2 separate regions of the Homo sapiens genome follow, and region 2 is linked to region 1. A link is a loop called in an ENCODE intact Hi-C map of the cell type or tissue named here. Cell type or tissue: ovary. All regions are shown on one strand. Each heading gives the region's core, and the rest is flanking DNA. Links, peaks and the distances in the headings are about the cores only.

Region 1 (5,383 bases), core at 55-5,054:
ATTGCGGGCACCTATACTAATAGGTAAATGGCTTAGCTTTCCATGGCTTTAATTATCTGGCTGTACTCATGGCTTGTTCTATCTCCAAGTGCCTCCCTGCTTTTGATGTTGGTGGTACTGCAGGATGCCAATTCTTGGCTGGTCCCTTCTACTTTCTGAATAAGGTCACACGTTCACTAAGCTCTCTTGGGTTTTGACATTAATTGATTTCCAATTGCTTTATTCAACCAAAAATTCATCATATTCTGATTCATACCACTGAGGTTTTCTTGTTTCTCTGGATTTGTTTTTATATTCTTTATGTGATTTTAGAAGGAAGAAAAAATAAGTGTGTGTGTTCTCTAGTCTATGTTGAATTTGAAGTCATTATGCATTTTTATGTGCCAAATAAAACAGCATGGAAATATGTAAATATAAAAAAAGCAAAAGAACCTATGAGACAGTAATAAAAAAAATCAATAGTAGTGGAAGGTTACAACAACTATCAACACTTAACAGATCAACTAGTCTAAAAGGAAAAGAGAAAATGTATATAATCGATATTAATCTAATAACTGTAATTCAAGTTCCATTCTCTAAGAAAAGAATATTTTATTTTCAAATAGCCCTGCCTACTCCACGTCAAGAAGAGGAAAAGAAAATATCTGCTGTTGTAAATAGAGCCCCATCCTTCCTTGCCCTGTCCCATCTGGAACTTTTGTAGGCTTTGCTCAAATAGTCAAGGCCAAGTTTTTGTATTAGTTTTTCCATAAAACCACGCTGAGCCAATCAGTAATTTCAAGGTTTTGTTTGTTTAAAATCTAAGAGTCCAAACTTTCACAATCTATTAAAACTTGGCTGTAAAATGACAAACCTTCTTAAAGCCTATTTTCTCAAAGCTTCTATTCCTGCTCAGATTAAGAGTTGACACAATACTCTCTGAACCTACTTGTACCAATGAGCTACAAACACTAGTTTTAAATGCTTTTGTTTTTAAGGCTTAGCTTGATGTGAGGAAATGCACACATTCTAACTAGTTTTCAGATATTTAAAGCAGTACAGCCTCCTTAATAAAGTACTGCCATTTAATGCATTCAATAATTTAGCAATATCCATGTTCATTCCATAACATTCTACCATATATCATAATGGAATGAGTAAAACAACTCAACTCTTTGGATCACTCTTTTATTTCATAGTGAAAAACTTTAAAATAGCTTATTAGTTTTTGCTGAAATTCTGAAAAGAAATTCTATTCACGTTTCCTCTACTGAAGTATTCTACCTTTAGTTGCAGACTTAGTTCGAGCAGTGTGAGAAACACTTGATGTAATCAAAGGATGAAGACAGGATTCTGACATGGTATCAAGTGGAGATTTAGACTACATTGTACATGGAATAAATGAAATAAAACCATCCTAGGTAAAATTTTTAAAAGGTTAATTTCTGTCAAATGCAGTACATGATGAAGAAAGGTTTAAGTATCAGAAACTGTTTTCTTATACATTTCCTTTTTCTTGCACCTGCTACCTTTCCCAAAATTGGGCATTTAATTTATCTCTGAACTAGTCATTAACATAGTTGTTAACTTAGTAAGTTTTCTTATCAAACCCCTTCTCAATGAGCAATATGTCTCCTTGTATTAGAAAATCTTTCTGGCCGGGCGTGGTGGCTCACGCCTATAATCCCAGCACTTTGGGAGGCCGAGGCTGGCGGATCACAAGGTCAGGAGATCGAGAACATCCTGGCCAAGATAGTGAAACCCTGTCTCTACTACAATACAAAAAATTAGCCAGGCGTGGTGGCACGTGCCTGTAGTCCCAGCTACTCAGGAGGCTGAGGCAGGGGAACTGCTTGAACTCAGGAGGCAAAGGTTGCAGTGAGCCAAATTCATGCCACTGCACTCCAGCCTGGTGATAGAGCGAGACTCCGTCTCAAAAAAAAGAAAGAAAAGAAAATATTTTTCTGATACTGTATTAGGATTTGGGGTTTTTTTAAATTAGTGCAGTCTCGCTTTCATGTTACTTTATTCAAGCTAATTATGTGCTTTCCTTCATTTTCTGGTAACTAGTTGTAAAAATCATGCCTTGCAGGTTTACAGTTTTCAAAACACTCTAAATTTTTTTTTTTTTTTTCAGACGGAGTTTCACTCTTGTTGCCCAGGCTGGAGTGCAACATCGCCATCTCAGCTCACTACAATCTCTGCCTCCCAGGTTCAAGCAATTCTCCTACCTCAGCCTCCCAAAAGTAGCTGGCATTTACAGGCATGCACCACCACGCCTGGCTAATTTTTTGTATTTTTTACTAGTAGAGACAGGGTTTCACCACGTTGGCCAGGCTGGTTTCGAACTCCTGACCTCAGGTGATCCACCCGCCTCAGCCTCCCAAAGTGCTGGGATTACAGGTGTGAGGCACCGTGCCCAGCCCTAAATATTCTTAAACTATGATCTTTCTTAACATAATTGTCTTGCCAACTCCCTTGTCACTGATCACCAACGCTGTAATTTGACCCATATTGACCATACTATATCTCACCTACATGAATGCATACTTACTATTATTGCTTTTCCTAAATACATTACTTTCGGCCTATGAGGTTCTGTAAACTCAGTGTTAACACTTACAGTATTCTCTGTATACCTTAAGCACTGGCAAGAATATAACACTGGGCCTTTCAACAACTAGAACAAATATTTTAAATGGACAGTTCCAGAATTGTGGGGTATTTTTACATTGATCTTTTGCTAATGCAATCAGCAATGTGTTTTGCACATGGAATTTAATAAATCCTTTAATCATTAAAAAAATAATAAAAGAAAAGAACAAGCTGGGCAATGCAGGGGCAGGTTTGAAATACGCCTGCTTCTCAAAAGACCAACAACAGGCATGCTCCAGGTTGAGTATCAGCAACCATTAATTTCATGACCATTCTCTGGAGCAAAGCTAGGGAGCCAGCTAATTTTTACCCCAAAAAAATCTCCAAACCAAGCTTTTTCCAGGGGGTTGGGAAGACAATAAAATACAAGATAATAATCTAAAAGAGGGGAAGAAACTGGGAGAAAGCACAAACATATACAATTTGAAATAAGAAAAAAAAAAAACAGAAAAAAAGAAAACAACTTGTATGAAAATGGTCTAGAATTCTACACTAGCACAGTGACGGAAAATGTAAATTACCAGCATTAACTCAATAAAAGAAAACCCGATCGTAATGAATTTTTTTTTTTTTTTTTTTCTTTTTTTTAAAAGAGGGGGCCTGGGCACAGTGGCTCACACCCGTAATCCCAGCGCTTTGGGAAGCCAAGGCAGGAGATCACTTGCAGCAAGGAGTTCAAGACCAGCCTGGACAAAATAGCTAGACTCCATCTTGACAAAATAATTTTAAAAATTAGCTAGGCGGCCGGGCATGGTGACTAATGCCTGTAATCCCAGCACTTTGGAAGGCTGAGGTGGGTGGATCACCTGAGGTCAGGAGTTCGAGACCAGCCTGGCCAACATGGTGAAACCCCATCTCTACCAAAAATACAAAACTTAGCTGGGCGTGGTTGCTCGCGCCTGTAGTCCCAGCTACTCAGGAGGCTGAGGCACGAGAATCACTTGAACCCAGGAGGCAGAGGTTGCAGTGAGCCAAGATCGCGCCATTGCACTCCAGCCTGGGCGACAGAGTGAGACTCTGTATCAAAAAAAAAAAAAAAAAAAAAAAAAAAAAAACCTAACAAAAATAATTTAACCAAATTACAAACTTGGTTAATTATGAATCCCAAGTCAAGTATCCGCAAATATGATCCGTCATGTAAAAAAAAAAAAAAAAAAAAAAGCACATCCATGTACATGTACACACACACACACACACACCACAGACCTTGGCACAGTATGGGTACTCTAGAATTCAAGGATGGAGCCAAATAATGGCCCAAATTAATAGGTCAAAAAAAAAAACGCCTGATATTCTCAACAGATGCTGAAAAGTTGAAACTGAACGCCTACTTTTGATTTAAAGCAAACTTTTGAGTCAAATTGGGATAGATATTTTAACAGTTAACAAATTAAATAAATAGGATACACGCTAAAACATGGATGACCTTGAAAACAATATGCTAAGTGAAAGGAGCCAGACACGAAAGACCACGTTATAGGATTCCATTTATATGAAACGTCAGGAACAAGCAAATCCACACAGACAGAAGGTAGATTAGTGGTTGCTAGGGGATGAAGGAAGCGGGGAGAGGAGAGTGATTACCAGTAGGTGTAGGGTTTCTTTTTGGGGTGACGAAAATGTTCTAATTAGTGATAATAGTTACAGAACTCTGAATCTACTAAAAAACCACTGAAATGTACATTTTAAAGGGTAGATTTAATAATAGCTTTATCTCAATAAAGCTGTTTAAAAAATACTCAAGTATATGCAATCTTAAACCAGTTCATGTCAGAACATGTGTTTTGGGATATGAGAATGATGTCAGTTATCACTTTATAACAAAAAGACATCTATTAAACCTAAGGTAAAACATTAGAAGTATTCTCTCTAAAGTCAAAATTAAGAATGGCCATTAATACTATTATTATAGGATTGTGTGACAAATGCCAGCCAGTGTAATTAGGTAAGATGATGAAATAGAAGATATAATTATTACTTGAAGGAAATTAAACTTATTTGCATATGCTATATCTAGGAAATACAAGAGAATCAACTGAAAAACTATTATCGGTATGAATTCATAAGGTGTGCTGGTACAAAATTAATATACTTGAAGACAAAAGCTTTCTCATGTAAACACCTAAGAATGAAAAAATCCCACTGATAAGAGTAATTAAAAACTCTACTGTGTGGGATTTTTTTGTTTTTTGAGACAGAGTTTCACTCTTGTTGCCCAGGCTGGAGTGCAATGGCACGATCTCAGCTCACCACAACCTCTGCCTCCCAGGTTCAAGCGATTCTCCTGCCTCAGCCTTCCAAGTAGCTGGGACTACAGGCATGTGCCACCACGCCCAGCTAGAGATTTCTTTTTTTTTTTTTTTTCCTTTTTAGACAAATAAATAGAGAAAGCAATCTTGCTCTTGAATATGTTACATTAGGGCCAGGTGCAATGGCTCACACCTGTAATCCCAGCACTTTGGAAGGCTGAGGCAGGTAGATCACTTGAGGTCAGGAGTTCGAGACCAGGCTGGCCAACATGGTGAAACCCCGTCTCTACTAAAAATACAAAAGCTAGGCAGACATGGGGGCGCACACCTGTAATCCCAGCTACTCGAGAGGCTGAGGCAGAAGAAGAATCACTTGAACACAGAAGGCAGAGGCTGCAGTGAGCCAAATTTGCACCACTGCACTGCATTCCAGCCTGGATGACAGAGGAAGACTGTCTTTAAAAAAAAAAAAAAAAAAGAAAGAAAAAGAAAAAAAAGAA
Region 2 (5,383 bases), core at 283-5,282, 89 kb after region 1:
TTGACCTTTTGAAACATCCAAAAATTAGTAGTAGTATAATCTATGTCACAATCATAATATAACAGTTAAGAAAAAACATAAAATGAAGGCCTAAAAAGATCTTTGTTACTCATCTAGAATTATTTGGTATAACAGTATTTTCCCATGGAGGAAGACTTGGATTTCAGGCATTAAACAACGCAGAAAAAAATCTCAAGGCATCACAGGGAGAGGGAGATAACTTTTGACTCTGGTTTCCCGTGTTTCAGGCCAGGAAGAGCAAGGGGAGAAAAATATTTGTCCATGGGAACAAGTAATCATGCTCTAAAGGACAATTTCATTCGAATCCATTCATTTCCTTTTCATGCAAAATTTCAAAGATAAAGCAACATAAAATATGGGGCCACATAAAAGGGAGAAGGTCTTCAAGGAGAATTTGTGCCTTTAAGTTTTTACTGGTACAACAGTCTTTCAGCCTGGAGGTACTCAAAGACGAATCATGAAAAAGAAAAAAAACTTTATTTCAAACAGGTTCAGTGATATATGTGTGTGCTACAGCAAAGGCTGGTTGTGGCAAAGTTTCATTTCAAACTGTATGATGTGGGCTGGGCAAGGTGGCTCACGCCTGTAATCCCAGCACTTTGTGAGGCCGAGGTGGGCTGATCACCCTGAGGTCAGGAGAGACCGGCCTAGCCAACATGCTGAAACCCCGTCTCTACTAATAATACAAAAATTAGCCAAGTGTGGTGGCGCGCACCTGTAATCTCAGCTACTCGGGAGGCTGAGGCAGGAGAATCGCTTGAACCCGGGGGGCAGAGGTTGCAGATCACGCCACTGCACTCCAGCCTGGGTGACAGAGCCAGACTCAAAAACAAAACAAAATAAAACAAACAAAAAAACAGAACTGCATGATGTATAATTTTGACATTATGTGGGAATGTTTAACTTCTGCCAAAATGTAGATTCAATCCAACATTATGCCAATTTTTATATTAATTTTAGTCCCTAAGTTTTCATAACCAAAAAAAAAAAAAAAAAAAAAGAGAATAACCTTACCGTTACCTACTAAGGTAACGAACTGTGAAATCAATTCCCCAATATTGCTTTGAAAATAAACCCCTTGGTTGTTAAGAGGAATTCCAACTTCCAAATCCATCCGAATGTATTATTTAACTGGTATTCTTCAGTCATCATCTACTGTTGGCTTGATTGTCACTCCTCTTCTTATCTGACCCCAACCAATTAAACTGCAAAATGAAAATAAAAGAAATCATAAATCTTACATCCACTTCACTCTCATTACCACACAATCTTGTGATAAATTTTACCTGCTTATCTTCTGAATTCAAATTTGTTCCCAAAGCCTGCTCCTCCATAAAGAAAGCCCACACTATATTCTTAGATTCTTTTTTATTCTTGCTTTTGTGTGTTTTTTCTGAGACAGTCTCACTCTGTCACCCAGTCTGGAGTGCGGTGGTACGATCTCGGCTCACTGCAACCTCTGGCTCCTGGGTTCAAACAATTCTCATGCCTCAGCCTCCCGAGTAGCTGGGACTACAGGCATGCGCCACCATGCCCGGCTGATTTTTTGGTATTTTTAGTAGAGATGGGGTTTCACTATGTCGGCCAGGCTGGTTGCGAACTCCTGGCCTCAAGTGATCCGCCCACCTCGGCCTCACAAAGTGCTGGGCTTACAGGCATGAGCCACCGTGCCTGGACTGAAAGTTTATTGCTTAAATCTATTTCAAAATACACTGGAAGTCGTGTGTCTGTAATAGCAAAAAAATATAATCACAAAAGACAGTAAAATCAAAAGGGCATAAGTCACCACAAATAATTATTTACTTAAGAGACAACAAAAATTTAACTTTCTAAATTACAGGGCAATAATTCAGATAAATCTCCTGGACAAGTGATGAGACCATCGTGGGCACAGTAGCATGGAAGCCTTAATAAAGGAAACAGGGCTGGGCGGGGTGGCTCATGTCTGTAATCCCAACACTTTGAGAGGCTGAGGTGGGAGGATGGCTTGAGGCCAGGAGTTTGAGATCATGCTGGGCAACACAGTGAGACCAAGTGTCTACAAAAAACAAAAAAATTAGCTGATCACGGTGGTGTGAGCCAATAGTCCTAGCTACTTAGACACTGAGGCTGCAGTGAGCTATGATCATGCCACTAAACTCCAGCCTGGTCAACAGAGAGACCCTGCCTCTAAAAAATATAAAATAAATAATTAAGGAAGTAGATAGTGGGTAGGGGTGATGTGAATAATTATGGGGACAGTTAGGGCACAAAACAGTCTAATTTAGAGGGTTTATATAAGACAATGCAGAAGGAAAGCTTAAATGGGTTGAAGCAGGTTTCTAGAAAAGTCCCAAATATCAAAAAGTAGTGAGAAGACTCTAGAAATTATTAAACACAGCATGATGAAAATGTTTTAAGAAGACTAATTTTGACCAAGTTAAGAGGCAAACTAGGAGTCTTTCGCACTAACTGTGAAGTGTAAAGTGATGGTGGTATGGACTGTGATGAGGTGACGAGGAATGGAAAGCAAGGGGCAAACTCAATAACCTGGGAAAGAGCAAAAAGTCAGGAGCCAAAAATGTGTGTATGCTTCCTGGCTCTATGCTCTCAAAAGACCTAGAAGCAACAGCACCCTAAGAGCCATGAGCACACCTGAACACTCAGCTTTTCATTTATAAGAGAAATGGCCAGTTCTAAAACTGGAACAGAGAAGGTACAAGATGAGTCTGGAAGATTTTGTGCCAGAAAATAAGGAAATGTTCCAAAAAAAAGAAGAAAGAGGTCAGGCGTGGTGGCTCATGCCTGTAATCCCAGCACTTTGGGAGGCCAAGGAGGGCGGATCACCTGAGGTCGGGGGTTAAAGACCAGGCTGGCCAACGTGGTGAAACCCCGTCTCTACTGAAAATACAAAAATTAGCCGGGTGTGGTGGCGTGTGCCTGTAGTCCCAGCTACTCGGGAGGCTGAGGCAGGAGAATTGCTTGAACCTGGGAGGCAGAGGTTGCAGTGAGCTGAGATCATGCCACTGCATTCTACCCCGGCGACAAAGCAAGACTCCATCTCAAAAAAAAAAAAAAAAAAAAAGAAGAAGAAAAAAAAATGATGAGTACATGTCAAAAGGACACAAGAGCCAGCCTGAAGGACCTCCACTGGCCAAACGTCGAACAATGCACATCAAAATAAAGGAAGACAGTGATGGATCATAACATGTTGAATAAAATAGGACTCCATGAGTCCATATTATAACTAGATAGGGAAATAAATAATGGCAAAGAAAGAATGCCAAATGATAAATGTGGGGTGGTAGAGTTGAGGGAGGATACTGCAACCCGTAGAGGTGCTATGATTTTGTAATCATTATAGTCAAGTTCGATTCAGGCAAGAATCATCAGTGGATGCTACATCCAGGGGTGTGGGATTCAATGATCAGCAGGCTATTTGTACTGGCTAGAAAGATCTCCCTACAGATTGCTTATTAGTTGCAAGGGTAGAGAGTAACTACACAGCAGAGAAGCTGGACAACATCTTGACTACATAGTCAAAACTAACCTTAACAAAGAGGAGCAGTCAGATATCATGTGCCTCTAGCTGTGATTCCTGAAAAGGAGACTTCACGGTGTATTTAAGTTAAGAATATATAACTGAATCTAATGTTAGGCTTCCGAATGATAAGAAAAACCCAAATTGAGGAATATTCTATAAAGTAACTAGTTTGTATTCTTCAGAACTGTTAATGTCAATTAAGACAAAGGCTGAAAAAGCTCCAGATTAAAGATCAAAGAGACATGAAATTAAATGCAATTCAAGATTCTAAACAGGAGGAACATAAAGTACATTATTGGGACAAGTAATAAAACTGAAACATGCACTGTAGATTTCAGTATTTTGCCAATGTTAAATTTCTAAGTGGTTACATAAGAATATCCTTTTTTGATGGGAAATATACACTGAAGTATTAAGAGATCAAGAAGCATAACATATATAGCCTACACTCAAATGGTTCAGAAAAAAACTTATATATGTAAATAAATCTGTATGTGTGTTTGTCAATCTAGGAAAAAGCTATAGAGGAGTTTTCTGTAAAACTCTTACAATTTTTCTATTAAGTGTGAAATGATTTCCAAAGCCAATGACGATAGAAATACCGAACCCAAATTCATTTGGTTTTGCATAGGTTGTGTCTAACAGGAAGAGAAGCCAATCACAGTATTTGGACTAAAATATGGGACTATAGTCAAGGTTGTAGTTTTTTCTGAGACGGAGTCTCGCTCTGTCGCCCAGGCTGGAGTGCAGTGGCGCCATCTCGGCTCACTGCAAGCTCCGACTCCCAGGTTCACGCCATTCTCCTGCCTCAGCCTCCCGAGTAGCTGGGACTACAGGCGCCCGCCACCACGCCCGGCTAATTTTTTGTATTTTTTAGTAGAGACGGGGTTTCACCATGTTAGCCAGGATGGTCTTGATCTCCTGACCTCATGATCCACCCGCCTAGGCCTCCCAAAGTGCTGGGATTACAGGCGTGAGCCACCGCACCCGGCCGAAGTATAGTTTTCAAAGTCATCCAAATAAATAGTTGAGACTGAAAGCCACAGTAACTGTTGTCCTCAAGGAAGATTGTGTGCTTTTTTTTCTGTACAAGACTGTGTCTTTTTTTAATTAGACAGTGGCAAAGACTAACAAACTTACCGCCAGTGTTTTTCAACTCTTCGGCTAAGGGCAATTTTTTCTCCTACCTCTGTGCACACTGGATTGGTCAAAACAATTTTACCCAAATCGGCCTTGACAGCACTAACTCTCCCTCCTGTTGACAGGGATCCTATGTTCACCATGAGCACTTCATTCTTAGACAGCTTTTGAACCTAGAAAAATAAATTAGGGAAAAATAAACCCCAAAATCAAGAAAATGCTTTCCAAATGTAAGTAAGAATTTACCAAATACTATTGGGAAATATGTCAATCATAAAAAAAATTCTATAGAAATTTCATTGTAAAGGAATTTGAACTATATATAGTATAGTTTATTTGGCACCCACTGAATTTACACAAGATCTACCTTTAAAAAATAGGGTAGTAACCGTACCAGAGTACCTCTTAAAATTCTGAAGCAGTTACCTAGTACAAATGAGGTACAAAATTTCCCAAAGAGGGGAGCATGAAGGACTATGGCTATATAAGAGTTAATATGGGCCAGGCGCAGTGGCACACGCCTGTAATCCCAGCACATTGGGAGGCCGAGGAAGGCAGATCACCTGAGTGGGGGGAAAAAAAAGCATGATAGCTTATTTTCCTCAATCTTTGCCAACACTAGGTGTCAGCAATTTCCCATCTCTGCCAACCTAATCTGGGACATTTTTTAAAAATCATGAAGCTGGGCGCAGTGGATCA

Evidence for each region. Peaks named below come from ENCODE experiments on the same cell type or tissue, not always from the same donor. Only the 100,000 strongest peaks of a DNase experiment are listed, where the experiment ranks them.
Region 2: it touches region 1 in a loop (3-fold over the local background); 23 of 110 quality-filtered maps call a loop at or near these places.

Annotation. Positions count from the first base shown.
Region 1 is chrX:24,161,671-24,167,053 of GRCh38, reverse strand. The region is part of intron 3 of ZFX (zinc finger protein X-linked); the gene reads right to left. Among named protein-coding and RNA genes, the nearest start is that of ZFX, 15 kb to the right of the region's middle. In ovary, for the core only: no CTCF peak of the experiment used is centred there; no DNase peak of the experiment used is centred there; H3K27ac peaks cover 1,370 bases.
Region 2 is chrX:24,072,565-24,077,947 of GRCh38, reverse strand. It overlaps EIF2S3 (eukaryotic translation initiation factor 2 subunit gamma), which reads right to left. Exons shown (of 12, transcript NM_001415.4): 11 at 4,685-4,857; 12 at 1-1,226. The coding sequence ends at 1,163. Among named protein-coding and RNA genes, the nearest start is that of EIF2S3, 20 kb to the right of the region's middle. In ovary, for the core only: no CTCF peak of the experiment used is centred there; no DNase peak of the experiment used is centred there.